Regions from separate parts of the Homo sapiens genome. Here region 1 is linked to region 2. A link is a loop called in an ENCODE intact Hi-C map of the cell type or tissue named here. Cell type or tissue: Caco-2. All regions are shown on one strand. Links, peaks and the distances in the headings refer to the core of each region. The heading gives the core; the rest is flanking DNA. Region 1 overlaps TTC12-DT (TTC12 divergent transcript). Region 2 holds the start of DRD2 (dopamine receptor D2).

What was found. Peaks named below come from ENCODE experiments on the same cell type or tissue, not always from the same donor. Only the 100,000 strongest peaks of a DNase experiment are listed, where the experiment ranks them.
Region 1: a loop joins it to region 2, with 4 times the contacts of the local background. A loop is called at or near these places in 2 of 110 quality-filtered maps.

What each region holds. Positions count from the first base shown.
Region 1 is chr11:113,301,312-113,310,310 of GRCh38, reverse strand. The region is part of intron 1 of TTC12-DT (TTC12 divergent transcript); the gene reads left to right. Among named protein-coding and RNA genes, the nearest start is that of TTC12-DT, 8.6 kb to the left of the region's middle. In Caco-2, for the core only: a CTCF peak has its summit at 4,411 (motif pointing left); a DNase peak (open chromatin) is centred at 4,420.
Region 2 is chr11:113,470,284-113,479,282 of GRCh38, reverse strand. DRD2 (dopamine receptor D2) reads left to right here and starts at 3,885. Exons shown (of 8, transcript NM_000795.4): 1 at 3,885-4,207. It overlaps LOC105369501 (a long non-coding RNA gene), which reads left to right. Exons shown (of 6, transcript XR_948024.2): 5 at 2,084-2,177; 6 at 3,430-3,754. In Caco-2, for the core only: no CTCF peak of the experiment used is centred there; DNase peaks (open chromatin) are centred at 3,582, 3,894, 4,262 and 4,802; H3K4me3 peaks cover 1,185 bases; H3K27me3 peaks cover 538 bases.

The DNA.
Region 1 (8,999 bases), core at 3,325-5,824, 170 kb after region 2:
GCTGAGCTAGAGAATATTAGAGAATAATGTTTGGAGAAAAGATGAGGTCAGATTTGTGATATCCAGTCCAAAATGCCCATGAGTTATCCAAGTATAGATGTGGAGTAAATTGATAATTGTCCCTTAATATTTGTTCTCCTCTTCTTCAGATCTACCAATTTTTAGCAAGGCCCAAGACACCTAGAGTAGACTGTGTTTCCCAGCTTTCCTTGTGTAATACACGATCAAGTTCTGACCAATTAGATATAAGCAGAGGTGGTGGTGCTACTTCTGGGAAGTGTCCCCAAAAGGATGCCCTTTTCCTTGCTGATTGGAATGGGGACCCAATGGCTGGAGCTGGGCCAGCCATTTTGGACCATGATATAGAAGCATTGTGTTGAGGATCTAGAAGGAGGTCGGGTCCTGAGATCATGGAGCTGCCTCAAGGGCTTTGGACTGCCCGACTTCATATTTCTATATGAGCAAGATATTGAACGCCAACAGGAGATACTTCAGTTGCTGGAAATATAATGACTTTTATTGAAGATTCTGCTATCTTGGGTTTTCTGTCACTCCCAGTCAAACCTAATGTTAACTGATAAGGAAAGCACTCTTCGTTTATTCATTCATTCAACTAACACTCTCTTAATGTTTATATCTAATTTTTCATCATAAGTCCCTACAGTAATATTATACTAGCACAATAGAAATGTTAATACTTTAAAATGAAGCACAATAATGTTATACTAGCATAATAGAAATGTTGATATTTTAAAATGAAACACATGTTAATTTTTAAATGCATCTCATCCAATAAACTTTACACATTGGAGCAATTTGATACTGAGATCGTGAAATTAAGAAGGTTATGTTATTCTTTTTTCTCCTTGAAGTCATTTTTCCATTTTATATCTCCCCATACACACTTGGAATACTATCCTATTATGGAATTTTTTTTCTGTTTTTTGAGATGGAGTCTTGCTCTGTCACCCAGGCTGAAGTGCAGTGGCATGATCTTGGCTCACTGCAACCTCCACCTCCTGGGTTCAAGCAATTCTCCTGCCTTAGCCTCCTGACTAGCTGGGATTACAGGTGTCTGCCACTGTGCCCAGCTAATTTTTGCATTTTTAGTAGAGACGGGGTTTCACCACATTGGTCATGGTTGGCCAGGCTGGTCTTGGACCTCTGACCTCAGGTGATCCATCTGCCTCAGCCTCCCAGGGTGCTGGGATTACAGACGTGAGCCACTGCACCCAACCTTATGGGATATATTTTCATGCTTGCATCTCTTTTATTGATAATCTCATCATACTTCACTGCCACAGAAATATCAACAAAAGTTGTTGGAGTGTTTGCTGTGACCAATTATCATACTATGAGCCAGGGGCACAGCCTCTGTCCTCAAGGATCCCACAGTCTAATGAGTAAGACAGATGCATAAACAGATTATTACATTAATAGAACAGTATGATAAGGGCAGTGAAGGTCTAGTGCCTAAGGAAGAGGGAGGGAGAAGGAAATGCTGTCAGGCAAGTCCCCACAAGAATAGGGATTTCCCTGGTTAATGTGCAGGCTGGGAGTGTGTAGACGGCTCCAGGCAGAGGGGACAGGACTGGCAAAAGTTTAGAGGCAAGAAACATTGTGAAAGGCAAGAGTGGTGCAAGATGAGCCCAGAGATGTGGGTAGGGGCAGCTATATCCCGGATGGAAGCCATAGGAAGGGTGTGGAACAGGGACACAACAAGGCAAGAGCCCAGGGATGGAATGATAAGAGTTTATTGGGCAGGAGGGATGCAAAAGACGGGGGCAGCATGTTTGCTCCTGGTTGAGCTGGAAGTCACAGACATTCGTGGCTTCTTCAGAAGTCACTTCCATCTTGATGACTCCCACATACATCTCTGCGAACCCAAACTTTACTCCAAGTCCCAACTCTCTAAATCCAACAGGGTAACTAGACAATGCCTTTCCTGGGAGTAGGGATTTTGCTTTATTTTATCTTTGTATCCCCAGCCCCTGGTGCTTAGTTGGAGCTAAATAAAGATTTGTTGAATAAGTGAGTTTTTCTCTTGCTCTGCTTAGAGGAAGGTTCAAATATGTTATTCTAGATGGAAAAGGAATAAGGGTGTTTATAGTTTCTCTGCCTCAACCTTCCCAGAGTGGTCCATCCTGGAGGATAAGCACTGTTACAGTCACAAAATACTTTTCAGGATAAATCTTGCACTTGACAGATTGACCACTTTAACATGTCAAAAGTCCTGGTAAACCCCGGATAGCCACTGGGCTGTCCAGGAAGATTCCAATTTCCCCACTTCCAGGTGCATCGTAGGATCTCACTTCTCTATGGCCTGGTGATTTGCTTTGGCCAATGCAGTGTTGGGAGAAGTGAAATGGGCAGAAGCCTTTAAGCGCCAGTTTGACTCCCCATACATGTCCTTTCCCCCGACCCAGCAACCAGATGGTGTCCCTGAGTGAGTTCATGGAGGACAGGTATCTGTCTACCTTTGATGGATATGTAGAATGAGTGAGCAACAGACCTTTCTTGTTATAATCCATAAAACCTTGGGGCTTGTTTGTTAACGCAGCATAATGTAGCCCATCATGTCTAATACGGCCACTCGGAACACTTCTTCTTCACTTGTTACAATGGCAAAGTCTAGGGACCTCGCATATGAGTATATGTAAATAACAATGGTTATGATTTACATTTTAAGTGTCAATGTCTATGTATTTTCATATATATTCAAATGCACAGAGGGAAACAGACTTTTAAATTGTTGCTGACTTGCGTTTCAAATATATTTCTCCTAGAGAACCTTTATGAATCATATTTTCACAACGACTACTTCCACCTGATCCAAATCCCTTGTGTGATACTTCAGTTTTACTTTTGTTTTATGTTCTCAATAAAAATGGGAGAACATTTGTTCACGGTAAGTCTGAGACTTGGAGATTGTACAGTAAATCTGAGACTTGGAGATTGTATAAGTGGTCTCCCCTCTCTTTTACTCTGCTCTCTCTTTAGTGTAAACAATTGTCTTTGTTGTCTTTGTCTCTCTTTGTCTTTTCTCATCAACCATACTTTAAAAACTTAGGTGCAGCCAGGTGCGGAGGTTCACTCCTGTAATCCCAGCACTTTGGGAGGCTGACACGGATGGATTGCCTGAGCCCAGGAGTTCGAGACCAGCCTGGGCAACATGGTGAAACCCCGTTTCTACTAAAATACAAAACAATTAGCCAGGCACACCTGTAGTCCCAGCTACTTAGGAGGCTGAGCTTGAACCCAAGAGGTGGAGGTTGCAGTGAGCCGAGATTGCGCCACGGCACTCCAGCGTGGGCGACAGAGCAAGACTCCATCACTAAAAAACAAAAATAAATAAAAGTTTAGGAGAGATATTTTTTTTTCTCCTGAGGACATGAGGAATAAAGAGATCTCACCTTTGCCTGCTAAGAGTGATTGGTGTTGACAAAGTCAACCTGAATCCAGGAACCAAACTACAAACATGGCCCATTAGACAAAGACCCCTCACCATGGATGCTGGAGCTGCAATTGATTTGATAACTTTGGCTTCAAAATTTAGAGAAGGAGGAAGCTGAAGGAATGTAACACTGTCTTTTTCCTCCCTAAAGAGAATTCAAAAGTCACATTTGATTTTTTTTCCAAACCTATGTCCTTTTGAAAGAAAAAAACTAAAAACAAACAAACAAAAAACAGCATTCTACCATAGACGTAGAAATAATTTCAGGATCCAGTTAGACTTAGTCTGTGTGACCACAGGGGCCAAGAGTCTTCCTTGAGATTTCTATACTTAATGAAATGACACTACGGTTATTAACAACAACAACAGTAATGATAGTAACTAGCCCTTAATGAGCTGCTATGTTCCAGGCATTGTGCTCAGTCCTTTACATGCATTATTTAATTTAAAGCTCTTGATAGCCTTACAAGGTCTTATTCCTATTTCAAAGACAAGAAAATGCAGTGAGAGAGGTAAAGTGATTTGTCAGAGGCTGAGCCAAGATGTGAGCCCTGGTCTGTGTCCCACCAGAGCTCAGGCTACCCCACCGCACCACACTGCCTCAGATGTACTTTCTTGAGAGAGCCCTGTTTTAAACTCCTGCCATCAGTGACCACTCCAGGAGCCTCTGGGCCTCGCTGGGCCTCGCTGCGCCTCGTGAACGTAGAAGCCTCCTTACAGACTGCTCCCTCCACTTCACAGGCTGGCCCACCCCTGCAAAGGTGAAAGATACATCTTAACTATAGCCAGAGGGGCATGCCCCCCACTCCATTAAGAAAGGCAGCGTGTCTCCATCAATGTCATCTTTGGATCCTTTCTGGGGATCGTAGGACTTCTCTGCCTGAAAAAGAAAAGCACTGGGCATTCAGTGCCAGGTGGAACCGGTGCCACCAAGCCTGCCTAGTGTGGAACAGCACTGCCACCGTGTGGCAGACTGGCTGCACCTGGACAACCACTGTGGCAGAGAAAGGCTGGGACCCACGAGCAGTCAGCCATTCATGCATTTATTTAATGTTTGCTGAGCACCTACTATGTGTCTCGTACCTGGCTAGCTGCCTCTGACTGCTACTGCTGCTGTGATCACTTCTCTGGATAGTGAATTAAATGATGTCAACAATTTAGGCTCCAGAGAATGTTTAACACTTATTCATCATTTATTTAGGGTACTTGGTCATTCATTTAGGGGTGATTCATACCACTCAGAAATTATAAAGACAGAGCCAGGCACAGTGGGTCATGCTTGTAATCCCAGAACTTTGGGAGGCTGAGGCAGGAGGATCACTTGAAGCTAGGAGGTCTAGACCAGCCTGGGCAACAAAGCAAGATTCCATCTCTGAAAAGAGTGAAAAAAAAAAATTAGTCAGGCATGGTGACATGTGCCTGTAGTTTCAGCTAATCAAGAGGATCACTTGTGCCCAGGAGTTTGAGGCTGCAGTGAGCCAAGATCATGCTACTGCACTCCTGCCTGGACGACAGATTGAGACCCCATCTCGGAAGGAAGGAAGGAAGGAAGGGAGGGAGGAAGGAAGGAAGGAAGGGAGGGAGGGAGGGAGGAAGGGAGGGAGGGAGGGAGGGAGGAAAACAGAAGAGAAGAAGAGGGAAAGGAAAGGAAGGGAAGGGAAAGGAAGGGAAGGGGAAGGAAGGGGAAGGAAGGGAAAGGAAAGGATAGGAAAGGAAAGGAAAGGAAAGGAAACAATTGTGTGATGCACAGCTTTGTGCAGTGAGGTTTTTTTTGCCTCCAAGGTTTTGGGGACAAGAAGGCACACAGAGAATTAAAGGAGTCCAGAGTTACTTGCTGTCCTGATATAGATCCCATCTCAATTGCTATAAAAGGTTGAGATATGTATTTCTAGAACACATCTTTGCTTCTTTTATATCAACAGTTTAAGAGCATATTTAAAGTATATAATTAAAACTTAGAATATAGAGAAAGACAGAAAATTTTCATGACCTCTTACCCCAACAGTACTATTAACATTTTGATGTATTTCCTTTCAGTCTTTCTTCTACATATTTTTGCAATGATGTAACCAGGATTACATACGATTTTGTTTTACTTTATTGGCATAGCATAATGTCATCATAATCATAATAGCTGACACATTCTGAGCACCCTTGATGTCTCAGGCTCTTTATAGGAGCTTTAAACATTATCCCATGAAACCAAGTTACAACCTTAGGAGATAGTGTTATTATCTTCCTTTTAGTAGACAAGGCAATCAAGGCTCAGAGAGGATACATATTTGTCTTGTCTCTAGTTAAAGTCTATACCAGGTAATTGCATTGTTTTCATTACTGATATTTAATATTCACATTGCATTCCATTTATTCATTTCTCTACTTCACTTGACTACTTGCTATCATTTTAGAGCTTTAGTTGTTTCTAATATGTTTTGCTCATGTAAATATTGCTGCAACAAACATCTCTAAGTAAAACTTCTTATGTATCTCAGATTATTTTCTCTGGGTAGCTTCTCATAAATGGGTTTCTCAATCAAGATTTCAAACTTTTATGGTTGTTAATATTCCCAAATAGATTCTCAATGGATTTGTACAAATTTGTACCATTTGCCAACTATGACCAGCAATGCTTGAGAGTGCTAGTTTCACAGTATCCTCATCAGCACGCTTAATTTTTTTCTGATCTAAAAGATGAGAAATAATCTGACAAATGAATCAGTGATAAATGGACTGTTTTTGTGTATTTTATTATTGGAGAGCCTGGAACCCCTTTCACTTTTCATCACTTACACTGGTGCTTTCCAGCTTCCAGAACCACAGTGAAGAACAGTCTATGTTATCTCACCTGGCTTTTCCTTCCTCAAATTGCATATCCTTTTGGACAGCCCTAGAATGTCTCTGCCATCTTGTATCCTTTAAACTAAGAGTTCTTAACTTAGGGTCCAGGGACCCCCTCCCAAGGGTCCATGGATAGAATTCAGGGTGTCTCTGAACTTGATTGGGAACAAAATTGTATTTTTATTGTTACCAATCTGTCACTGGAATTTAGCATTGGTTTCATTGTTTTTTTTTTCCAGCTTTTTATTTTATTAAAAAACCTTTTTTAAATTTCAATAATTTTTGGAGAACAGGTAGTGTTTGGTTGCATGGAAAAGTTCTTTAGTGGTGATTTCTGAGATTTTGGTGCATATGTCACCTGAGCAGCATACACTGTACCCAATGTGTAGTTTTTATCCCTCACGCCCCTCCCAACCTTCCCTCACAAGTCACCAAAGCCCATTATATCATTCTCTTTTTTTTTGAGACGGAGTCTCGTTCTGTCACCCAGTCTGGATGCAGTGGCACAATCTTGGCTCACTGCAACCTCTGCATCCCAAGTTCAAGCAATTCTCCTGCCTCAGCCTCCTGAGTAGCTGCAACTTCAGGCACCTGCCACCATGCCTGGCTAATTTTTGTTATTTTTTAGTAGAAACAGGGTTTCACCATATTGGCCAGGGTGGTCTCAAACTCCTGACCTCAAGTGATTCTCCCTCCTCGGCCTTCCAAAGTGCTGGGACTACAGGCGTGAGCCGCCATGTCTGGCCCATTATATCATTCTTATGCCTTTGCGTCCTCATAGCTTAGCTGGCACTTATAAGTGAGAACATACAATATTTGGTTTTCCATTCCTGAGTTACTTCACTTAGAATAATGGTCTCTAACCCCATTCGGGTTGCTGCAAATGCCATTAGTTTATTCCTTTTTTGTGGCTGAATAGTATTCTATGGCATATATATATATATATATATAGCTTTTATTCACTCATTGGTTAATGTGCATTTAGGCTGATTCCATATTTTTGCAATTGCGAATTATGGTGCTGTAAACATGCATCTGCAAGTATCTTTTTCATATAATTACTTCTTTTCCTCTAGGTAGATACCCAGTAGTGGAGTTACTGGATCAAATGTTAGTTATGCTTTTAGTTTTTAAAGGAATCTCCATACTTTTTTCCATAATGGTTGTACTAGTTTAGATTCCCACCAGCAGTGTAAATGTGTTCACTTTTTACCACATCCATGCCAACATCTATTTTTTTTTTTATTGTTTAATTATGGTCATTCTTGCAGGAGTAAGGTGGTATCTCATTGTGGTTTTTTTTTTTTTTTTTTTTGCACTTCCCTGATAAAGGTAGTGATGCTGAGTATATTTTCTTATGTTTGTTGGCCATTTGTATATCTTCTTTTGAGAATTGTGTATTCATGTTCTTTGCCCACTTTTCAATGAGATTATTTGTGTTTTTTTGCTGATTTATTTGAGTTCCTTGTAGGTTCTGGATCTTAGTTCTTTGTCAGATGCATAGTTTGTGAATATTTTTTCCCACTGTGTGGGTTATTTATTTTGCTGTGCAGAAGCTTTTTAGTTTATTAAGTCCCATCTATCTATCTTTGTTTTTGTTGCATTTGCTTTGGGTTCTTGCTCATGAACTCTTTGCCTAAGCCAATGTGTAGAATAGTTTTTTCAGTGATATCTTCTATAATTTTTATGGTTTCAGATCTTAGATTTAAGTCTTTGATCCATCTTGAGTTGATTTTTTTTTTTTTTTTTTTTTTTAGATGGAGTCTTGCTCTGTCACCAGGTTGGAGTGCAGTGGCGCAATCTCGGCTCACTGCAACCTCCGCCTCCTTGGTTCAAGTGAGTCTCCTGCCTCAGCCTCCCAAGTAGCTGGGACTACAGGTGCATGCCACCACACCCAGTTAATTTTTGTATTTTTAGTAGAGACAGGTTTTCACCATGTTGGCCAGGATGGTCTCAATTTCCTGACCTTGTGATCCATTCACCTCGGCCTCCCAAAGTCCTGGGATTACAGGCATGAGCCACCCTGCCCGGCCGAGTTGATTTTTGTATAAGGGGAGAGAGGAGGATCCAGCTTCATTCTTTCACATGTGGCTAGCCAATTATCGAAGCACCATTTCTTGCATAGGGTGTCCTTTTCCCACTTCATGTTTTTGTTTGCTTTGTCAAAGATCGGTTGGCTACAACTATTTGGCTTTATTTCTGAGTTCTATATTCTGTTCCATTGGTCTGCATGCCTATTTTTATACCAGTACCATGCTGTTTTGGTGACTATGACCTTATAGGTTGAAATCGGGTAATACGATGCCTCCAGATTTGTTCTTGTTAATTAGTCTTGCTTTGGGTATGTGTGCTCTTTTTGGATTTCATATGAATTGTAGGATTGTTTTTTCTAGTTATGTGAAGAATGTTGATGGTATTTCGACGGAGATTGCATTGAATCTACAGATTGCTTTTGGCAGTATGGTCATTTTCACAATATGGATTCTATCCACCCACGGGCATAGGATGTGATTCCATTTGTGCCATCTATGACTTCTTTCAGTGTTTTATAGTTTTCTTTGTAGAGATCTTTCACCTCCTTGGTTAAATATATTCCTAATTATTTTAAGTTTTTTGTTGTTGTTGTTTTGCAGCTATTATAAAAGGGGTTGAGTTCTTGATTTGATTATCATCTTGGTCATTGTTGGTGTATAGCAGTGCTACTAAT
Region 2 (8,999 bases), core at 3,525-6,024:
TTCCACACCTCTCTAAGGTTTTCTGCATTTGAGGGATGTAATAAAGTACAAAAGAGATGATTTTTTTTTGCCCCATACTTCCTTTGACCCAGATAGATTGATGTTCTACTGCTCCCCAAGTCATTTGCAAATGGCACAAGAACTAAGACAAAAGAAGAGGATGAGAAAAGAGAAATTCCAAGAGCTTGGAAATGGGGGCTCAGTTTTTATCTACAAAGTGGGTTAAGAAATGGAGAACTGTAACACCATATAGAAGATGTCTATATTTCCTGCGTCACTTCTCCAGTTGAAGTTTTCTGTAAGGGGGGAAGACCCATGGAATATCAATATGTGTGGGCTGTCGTTCCCACTTATTCTTCATGATAGCACTGCAATGTGGCTCTCCATCCCCATTTCACAATCCAGAAAACTGAGCCCCGGAGCCATTCAGAATTTCCCAAGGTTGTGGAGTTTAGATGGGAACAAACTTCTGTGTGACTCCAGTGTTGCTACTGACATGACCCCGCTCTGCCTTCCCCACCTTTCAGATGAGAGCATTTCCCTTGTTTTCTGTGAGATGATTTTTAGAAGGGGACTGTGACAGTCTGTTCTCTCTGGGGGTACATCAGAGTTTGAAGGAGATCAGCAAGGGTCCCCCCTCTTTCTAAGCTGCAGCGAGCAGTTCTTGGAGCTCGGGAGGAAGTTCTAGCTCTCCCTTATTCTCTGTTGGCTTTCTCCTTTGTTTCTCTTACAATGGGCCAACAAAACCCCCATCTGTCCCTAACTCATTTCCTAGCCCTGCCTGAATGTCTTTGCTCCCCCCAATTCATATGTTGAAATCCTAAGCCCCAGGATTATAAAATTAGAAAGTGAGCCTGTAATCCCAGCACTTTGAGAGGCCAAGGCAGGCGGATCACCTGAGGTCAGGAGTTCGAGACCAGCCTGAGCAAAATGGAGAAACCCCATCTCTACTGAAAATACAAAATTAGCTGGGTATGGTGGCGCATACTTGTAATCCCAGCTACTCGGGAGGCTGAGGCAGAAGAATCACTTGAACCCGGGAGGCGGAGGTTGCGGTGAGCCAAGATAGCACCACTGCACTCTAGCCTAGGCAACAAGAGCAAAACTCTGTAAAAACAAAACAAAACAAAACAAAACACAAAACAAAACAAAGGGAAAGTGAGGCCTTTGGGCAGTGAGGAGGTCATGAGGACAGAAGAAGACACAGCCCTCATAAATAGGATGGATGAGTCCCCTTGTAAAAGAGGCCCAAGAGCACTCATCCACCCCTTCCACCATGTGTGAACACAGTGAGAAAGTACCATCTATGAAACAGAAAGCTGGCTCTCACCAGACGCCAACTCTGCCAGCACCTTAATATTGGACTTCCCAGCCTCCAGAACTGTGAGAAATAAATTCTGTTTGTAAACCACACAGTTTACAGTATTTTGTTATATTAATAGCATCCCAGATGGACTAAGACAACCCCTAATACCCACTACTACTTATTTCCTTACAACTTTCAACAATGAAAAGGGTAGAAATAAATGAAAGATTTAGGAGGTACATCAGGTGGAACTTCCTGACTCCAAGGAGGTAAAGAATTCAAAGAGGCTGTTGTAGATCCTTTTTCAGGAAAGCTATAAGGCAAAGGGACACCCTGCCCCCACCCCGCCCACTTGGACTGGGCACACTCCTGCCTAGAGGCAGGGGGAGGCACCAAACGACCTCCAGAGGGCCCTGCTAGCCCAGGAAGCTGGGAGCCTCTGGTGCAGCCGCTGCTTGGCCGCAGATGTTCCCTGTCATCAATCACACAGTGCATCTGTTTGCTGTGCCGCTTGTTTAAAGAGTGAGGCGTTTGCTAATTGAAAACTAAAAGATCCATCCGTCTCACTCACAGCCAGCATGAAATCCACTCAGCCATGTAAGATTGGGGTAAAAAAGGCAGCGCAGAGCTACAGTGTCCTTGGGTGGGTGCACCTTATGGAGCTCATCTTCTTCCTGCTTCTGCCTCCTGATGAACAGGGCTCCCCTCCCCACCCCAGAGCAGCCAGAGATGGCCCATATTACCATTGTCTAACATGTCCTCATCTATTTTTCTCAGTAAAGCTCAGAGATCGTTATTTTTAGTCCCCACTTAAAAATGGAGAAACTGAGACTTCGCGAGATCAAGCAATTTAGGCAAGCCCACACAACAGGTAGGTGACCAAGGCGGGACACCAATCCAGGTGCTCTGGCTAGTCTGACCCATCCCTGAACCTATGTAGAGGTGCTGAGTTGGGAGGTACCAAATATCTCCTTATGTGGATTAAACCTAGGAAAGAATGGTCCAAGGGTATACAAGGGAAACACTGGGATGTCAACCATATCTGTAATGGCTGATCCCTTAAAGGCAATTATGGCAACATTCTAGGACTCCTATTGGTGTAATATCTCCCTATAGAGCCTGCAGGCAAATGGAGGCCAGTCCAGATCAGCAAGATCCAGGGGCAGGAGCTGGGAAGAGTCATGGTGGGGTGAGGTGGGGAGCCCACAGCTTCCTCTGCTCCCGTGCCTCCAGAGATGGCTGCATTTGAGAGAGGTGCTGTTTTGTGCCTCTGGAGAGGGGGACGGTTCAGTGCTGGACTCTGTGGGATTTGCAAGGACACTCCATCTCTCTGGGACTCAGTTCTCCCTTCTGAGGTGAGGCGGAATTGGATGAATGTTAAGGTCCTTTCCAGCCCTCACTTTCTATAATTGTGTGTGTCATTGGAGGAAATGCTGAGATGAAGTTAATCCTTGTGGCCCAGAGAGGCTGGATTCCAGCCATGCAGGGCCGACTCCCTGCTCTGCAGAGTCAGTCCTCTGCCCCTGCTCTTCCCTCTCCCTGGAGTGTTGTGCCACCTTCTCCCCTTGGGAACTGGTGTTGCTCCTTCAATGCCCGGTTCCTGTAAAGTCTCGCTTTTTTGTGCTTCACAGCACCTGTTTAAGCCTCAGTTATTTCCCTGGGGGTCCCCTCTCTGGATTGCCAGGGTGCGGGATCAGGGGCCTGGTTTTCTTTCTGTGTGTGACTTCTGAATCTGACACAGAATCTGGCAAACTGAGGACAGTTGGTAACTAATTGCTGCAGAAGAAAGAAAAGAAAGAGAAAGAAAGAAAAAGAAAGGAAGGAAGAAAGAAAGAAAGAAAGGAAAGAAAGAAAGAGAAAGAAAGAAAGAAAGAAAGAAAGAAAGAAAGAAAGAAAGAAAGAAAGAAAGAAAAGAAAAGAAAAGAAAGAAAAGGAGAGAGGAAGAAAAGGGGAGAAGAACGAGGTTCCTCTGCAGCCCAAATGACAGTGGGCAGGGTAGCAGCGGAACACCCTTCACCACTCTATCTCTTTCTCCCTCTCCCCACTCCCTGCCTCACACACCTCAGTTTGGAGTCAAGGGTGAGCTGGAACCCCTGAGGCCTCCTTTTGCATTTCCATGTCAGGTCAACTCCAAACAGGCTTTTTCCTTTGGATGAGTCCAGCAATAGAACTGACTACATAGATTCCAAGACCTGAAGTCAGAAAACGGATGCGGACCTCTTCCAACACCTCCTCTCCTTGCCTGACTTGCTGGATGGGTGGTGCCTCCCGCAACCCTTGGCTTCTGAGTCCTCAAAGGAGAAGACTGGCGAGCAGACGGTGAGGACCCAGCCTGCAATCACAGCTTATTACTCTGGGTGTGGGTGGGAGCGCAGTGGGCGGTCGAGGGTTGCGTTCCCGCCTCAAAACAAGGGATGGCGGAATCCCCCAACCCCTCCTACCCGTTCAGGCCGGGGATCGCCGAGGAGGTACAGCTCCTTTGGTGGGGGGCGGGGGCGGGGCCTGTCTCAGGGGCGGGGACCGGGGCACCTCCCTCCCGCGCTCCCCGCGCTCGGGCGCCGCAGAGCTGTCCAGCTTCAGTGCCGAACCGGCAGCCTCACGCGCGCACCGCGCCGCCTCCGCCCCGTCCCCGCGCTCCCTCCTGCCCGCCCGCCCCGCGCCCGGCCCCGCCCCGCCCCGCCCCGCCGCGGCCCGTCCACTGCTCCCCGCGGGCCAGAGCCGGCCGAGCTGCTGCCCGCCGGGGCTCTGAACGGCGCGGCGGGGCCGGGAGCCAGGGACCGGCCGAGGAGAGTGGCGGCCCCGGACGGCTGCCGGAGGGGCGGCCGCGCGTGGATGCGGCGGGAGCTGGAAGCCTCAAGCAGCCGGCGCCGTCTCTGCCCCCGGGCGCCCTATGGCTTGAAGGTAAGCACCGGCCGGATGGAGCGGCGGGCGACTCAGTGTCACGGGGAGAGGAGGAGGGACCTCCAAGGGGAGCGAGGCCAGGACCAGAAGTTTGTGCGGCCACTCCTGGCCGCCTGCTCGGGAGCGCCCGCCTGGGATCCGGCTCTGCATGGGCTCCCCGTCGGGCGGGGGCAGAGGGCGTCTGGAGCCCGCGGCTGCTATCCCCTCTCCCTCCTTCTCAGTAGCCTCCTCGCCACTTAGAAGGGAATCCTCTCCCCGAGCACGAGCGGGCGCAGCTGGGGCAGCCTCCCCGCGGGGCGCCCAGGGCAGCACGGCGGAGCCGCGGCATCGGAGGGCGGGAGGGAGGCCGCTCCCCACAATCTCGGGAGGGCACTTCCCCCAGCACCCAAGCGCGAGACCCGGGGCTCGCGGCCAGAGTTTCCGACTTCTTCCGGAGGAAGAAGGGCTGTTTTTGGCAACTCTGTGTTGGTGCGACCTGACCCTTTTCAGTTTCTAAGGCAGAAGCTAAGGATGGGGGAGAGGCAGATTCTGGCTGGATTCTCCCGCTCCCACGGTTGCCGCTGTCCTTGGTCCTGAACTTTCGTTCTCCTTCGCCTTCTCTTGGGTTGACACCTAGTCGGGGAGGGAGGCTTGGGTGCCAGACCCGTTTCTACCCGGCAGTGCAGGCGACGGTGGCGGCAGTAGCGGAGGGTGACCGCCCGGCTCTCGGCCCGGCTCTATGATGGACCGAGAGCCCCTCTAGGGTGGTATGCGGAGACAAGAGACACCTCTAAGCACCAGACAGAGCGCTTCCCTATCCCTGTCTGAGGCGGGCAGCCCTTGAGTGCTTCCTCTTGAAGAGCAGAGGTAAGAGGGTGCGTGTGCGTCTACATAACAGGCTTCACCATGGACACAAGTCACAGCAGTGCAGCTCCGTGGGGACAGGCGCTTGCTCTCAGCCACAAGGAAGCTGTCTGAGCAAGTCACTGTTGCCCCACCTGACACCCCACTACTTTTTTTTCGGTGGCTCTTGAGGTTGGGTGAGGGGGTGAGGGAGTGAGGTGCAAGGCACTTTGTGGATCCCACTCCAGATCCTTCTGCAGATCCAAGCCTTTCTGTATTTTGACCAGGCTACAAACCTTTTAGGCCAATCCTTGCTCCTCCTTAGGGAGCTAGATGTTCAACGATTCTCCCCACTCCCACCCTGCTTCAAATGCAAATATGCATGCTTATCTCTGATTCATCCTGCAGCATTAGGACCACTTGAAAAAGAAATCATGCTTATCGTCTTTCCCTCATGCAGCTGTTTGATGAGGGTGGCCAGATAGAGAGACTGTGGTCAGCATGACCAGTTTCAAGAAAATCAGCAAGCTGCTTTCCTGGGTTTCAGTCCCTGCCTTGGACTTCCCTCCTTAGTGTTCAAAATTCCTGGATTATTTGTTGCAGGGGGTTTTGATGCCATCTCTGAATGCAGACATCTGACAAGGAAGTGGTTTGGGAGGGTTAGACCTAGAACCAAATGAGGGCCAGGGTAGTCCCAGCTCTTAAAGATCATTGAGTTCCTTCTACCTTCCCTGCACAGCCTGAGGTGCCCAGAAAGTGGAGAGGTTCTGATTTGTTGTAGAAGTCCGGGCAGCATTTCTCTAAGGGTTTTTTTCTTTTTAATGAATTCCCTGAGAAGCTGGTTAAAAATGCGTATTTTTGCTTCTTCCTTGAAAAACTGCTGAATGAGAATCTCAAGCGGAGGCCCAGGAAATTTATATTTTAACAATGTTTCTGAGTGATTCATGTGTACACTGAATTAGCAAATTACCTCCCAAAAAGTTGAGACTCCTTAGAGAGTCTGTATACATTTATTTTATTTTGAAAATGGAAATCAAGTTTATTTTACATAAAATTGGTAGCAGGTATTCTATCTGAGAAAATCCCTTGAAGATATAAAAATGCATTTCTAAGAGTTAAAAGAATCATGTACCTTGGCAACCATTTGCTGATATCTTAAATATTCCTAAATTTCATACATTTGAAATTTATAAAATTAAGGTATTTAATCTCACCCTTTGTCTCCTGCTGTTATACCTGTTAAATTCTTCAAGTGTGAGACTCTTGGTAGAAAGACCATCCCCCTGATTAAATCTTTGCTGAAATTAAGGATGCAATCCAATCTCCTCTCCCCCAGGATCTTCCTGGGCTTTTCTTCTTTCTAAAATTTTTGGCCCTTTTAAGGAATCACCAATATGGCTTCAGGTTGACTTATGTAAATACTAACTGTCCCTCTATGGGGGTCAACTCAGTGTTTCCCTCCTGCCCTCCCCTCTGGGTGAGTTATTGTCTTTCATTATGCATGTGCTGTGATCTGTTAACCTAAGTGCTCCTGAAATGCCAAGGAGTGATTAGTTCAGCCTAGTAGCACGTCATGCTCCCCAAGGCTGGTAGCCACTCATGCCCTGCTGGAAGTGACATATTGACTGTATTGATTTGGTTCTTTTGTTCCATAAGCAAGGAGGCTTGTAGGGGTAAAAAGGCTAGTAATGATGCTTGTGGGCTAGTTAGTCTTGTACCTTCACCTACAAAGGTGGATTATTTCTGTCTAGAAAATGCAATTATCTTGAGAATGATATAGGAGAATCTGAAATTGAGACAAACGCTTCTGTTCTTTCTTTGATACTATGGGAAACAAATGGGAACTTAGGGTCATTAGAAATATGGCCTCACATACTCCTGAGATTGTCTTGCTGAAGCCGGACTGGTCTGGGGTCACCATTCTCTGAATAAACAAGTATAAGGGGAAAGACGTGGGGACTCTGCCTGGAGAGAATGGTTTCCATCTCCCCTGCAAGTAAAAGTTACATTTTAGTGTTAACAAAAAAGTGTGGCTGTGAAGATAGCACTGTGTGTATGTGTATGTGTTTGTGTGTGTTTGCATACACGTGCATGCACACATATGAGCACATCGCCCAGGAGAGACAGATATGATGAGACTTCCTTGAGCCAATCCTGTGTTGGCACCCACCACTTCTCCCCGCTTTGTGGCTTAATACCTATGAATCTCCAACAGTGAAGGTGCCTCAACACCTAGGAAGAGAGAAGAATCAAGTTGAGGTTTTATAATGCCAGAACCCTAAGTCATATTTGTAATATCTCCCAGAATCAAGTTATATATCAGCAGGCTACAGTTACCTAAGAGTTGAGGTCTTGAAAATAGCTTAGAACAGCAGCCCAGTCATTTGCATTTTCCTGGGATATAGTTTATAGGACTTTAGATTCTTAGGTTATCTTCTTGGGCTCCTCAGAGGTCATGCCAGATGCCCCTGACTCCAAACAGGGAAGCTGTTTCCTTAGTCCAGAAATACAATGGTCTTTCTTCTTTTATTAAAGTTCTCCTAAACAGAACTTTTTCCAATGAATTTTCCAGTTTCTGAACACCAGGACTGGACTCAGCAACTGGAGCTTCTCCATCCTACCAGGTACTCTGCTTAGCAGAGGAGCATCCTGCATATAGGAAACACTCGGAAACCATGGGCAGCAGAAAGGACACAGGTTGATTCAACTTCTCAGCAGGCACCCTCCTTTGTAGGTAGCCTCTTACTTAGCTGAACCCCAGCACCATTTTCCCTCTTCTCACCTCCAGTAAGGCATTTTGTGGCCTTGGAAGGACCTTGGGATTAGGTATAAGCCCTTCTGCTCTCCAGAATATACCATGGAGCCACTAAGGATGCACAAATTGCTTATTTACCAATTTGAGCAGTAGACTAATGTTATCTCTGGCCTTTTAAATTACTCTAATGGTGTTGGAATCTAATATTAATATACTTTTGCCTCTCACCTGTTCCCATGACCAATGTAATTGGAGATTTCTTTCCTCTGTACTTAAATGGATGCAAAACTTTCTTATTTTTTGACAATAGAATCATATTATCTAAATGTACAGGCCTGGAAAATAGCTTGATTATAGTGTCAGCACATGGGGATGGAGGAGTAATAAAACTATAAGACTCAGCCACTTGGTTTTCTTTGATTTGGGTCCAGAGAAAGGAGAGAAATTTGCCCTCAGAATTGCAGATTTTTCTTTTCTTTTTCCTTTCACCTTAATCTGGTAAATGGGTTAAATCAATACCCTTGGCAGCTGGGATGCCCTTGGAAGGCACAGCCTCTTCTCTCCCTAGGATACATGAGAGTGTTTCACTGCAGAGGGGCCAAGGACCCTGGTGGCTCTAGTGTATAGGGAGGAGTCAGAGATGACACACTGGGGTCTGAGGCCTCCCTCTTCCCCTGGATAGAAGAAACTGTGCTGCTGCAGTGCTTTGAACTCAGAAGCCTGGAAACTCCTAGGGGCATTTGGGAGAGTATGGGACAGTGTACAGAGGTGAGAGCAGAGGAGAAGTAGACTCTTAGGAGGCCCTGAAAGAGGCTGATGTTAAATATGCATTGAATATAGGTATCAGCTTAGTGTAGTTTGGGCAATTTTGTCATAATCTGATGTCACCTGTAAGGATTTTTACTTTTTCCAGTAGGAGATGAGGGAATTCTTTGCTGTCTGAAGGGACAGGGAGGGGAAGGAGGGAAAACCTCTGGTTTCCCCTGCAGCCCTCTGGGTAATGTCAGCTTGCTTCCAGACAGAGGGCGGTAAGGGAAGTCAGGCAGACCTGGCTCCCAGGAGCTCCATCAATAGGCCTGCAGTTAGCCTGGGCAGTCCTGCCTTCCAGGAAGCTGTCGCTCAGCACAGAACTGCAGCTGTGGCCCCAACGATAATCCCCTGCAGATGTCTGGGAGCCAAAGGGAGTCCTGGCGCCTGTTCATTTGTTATTGGTCT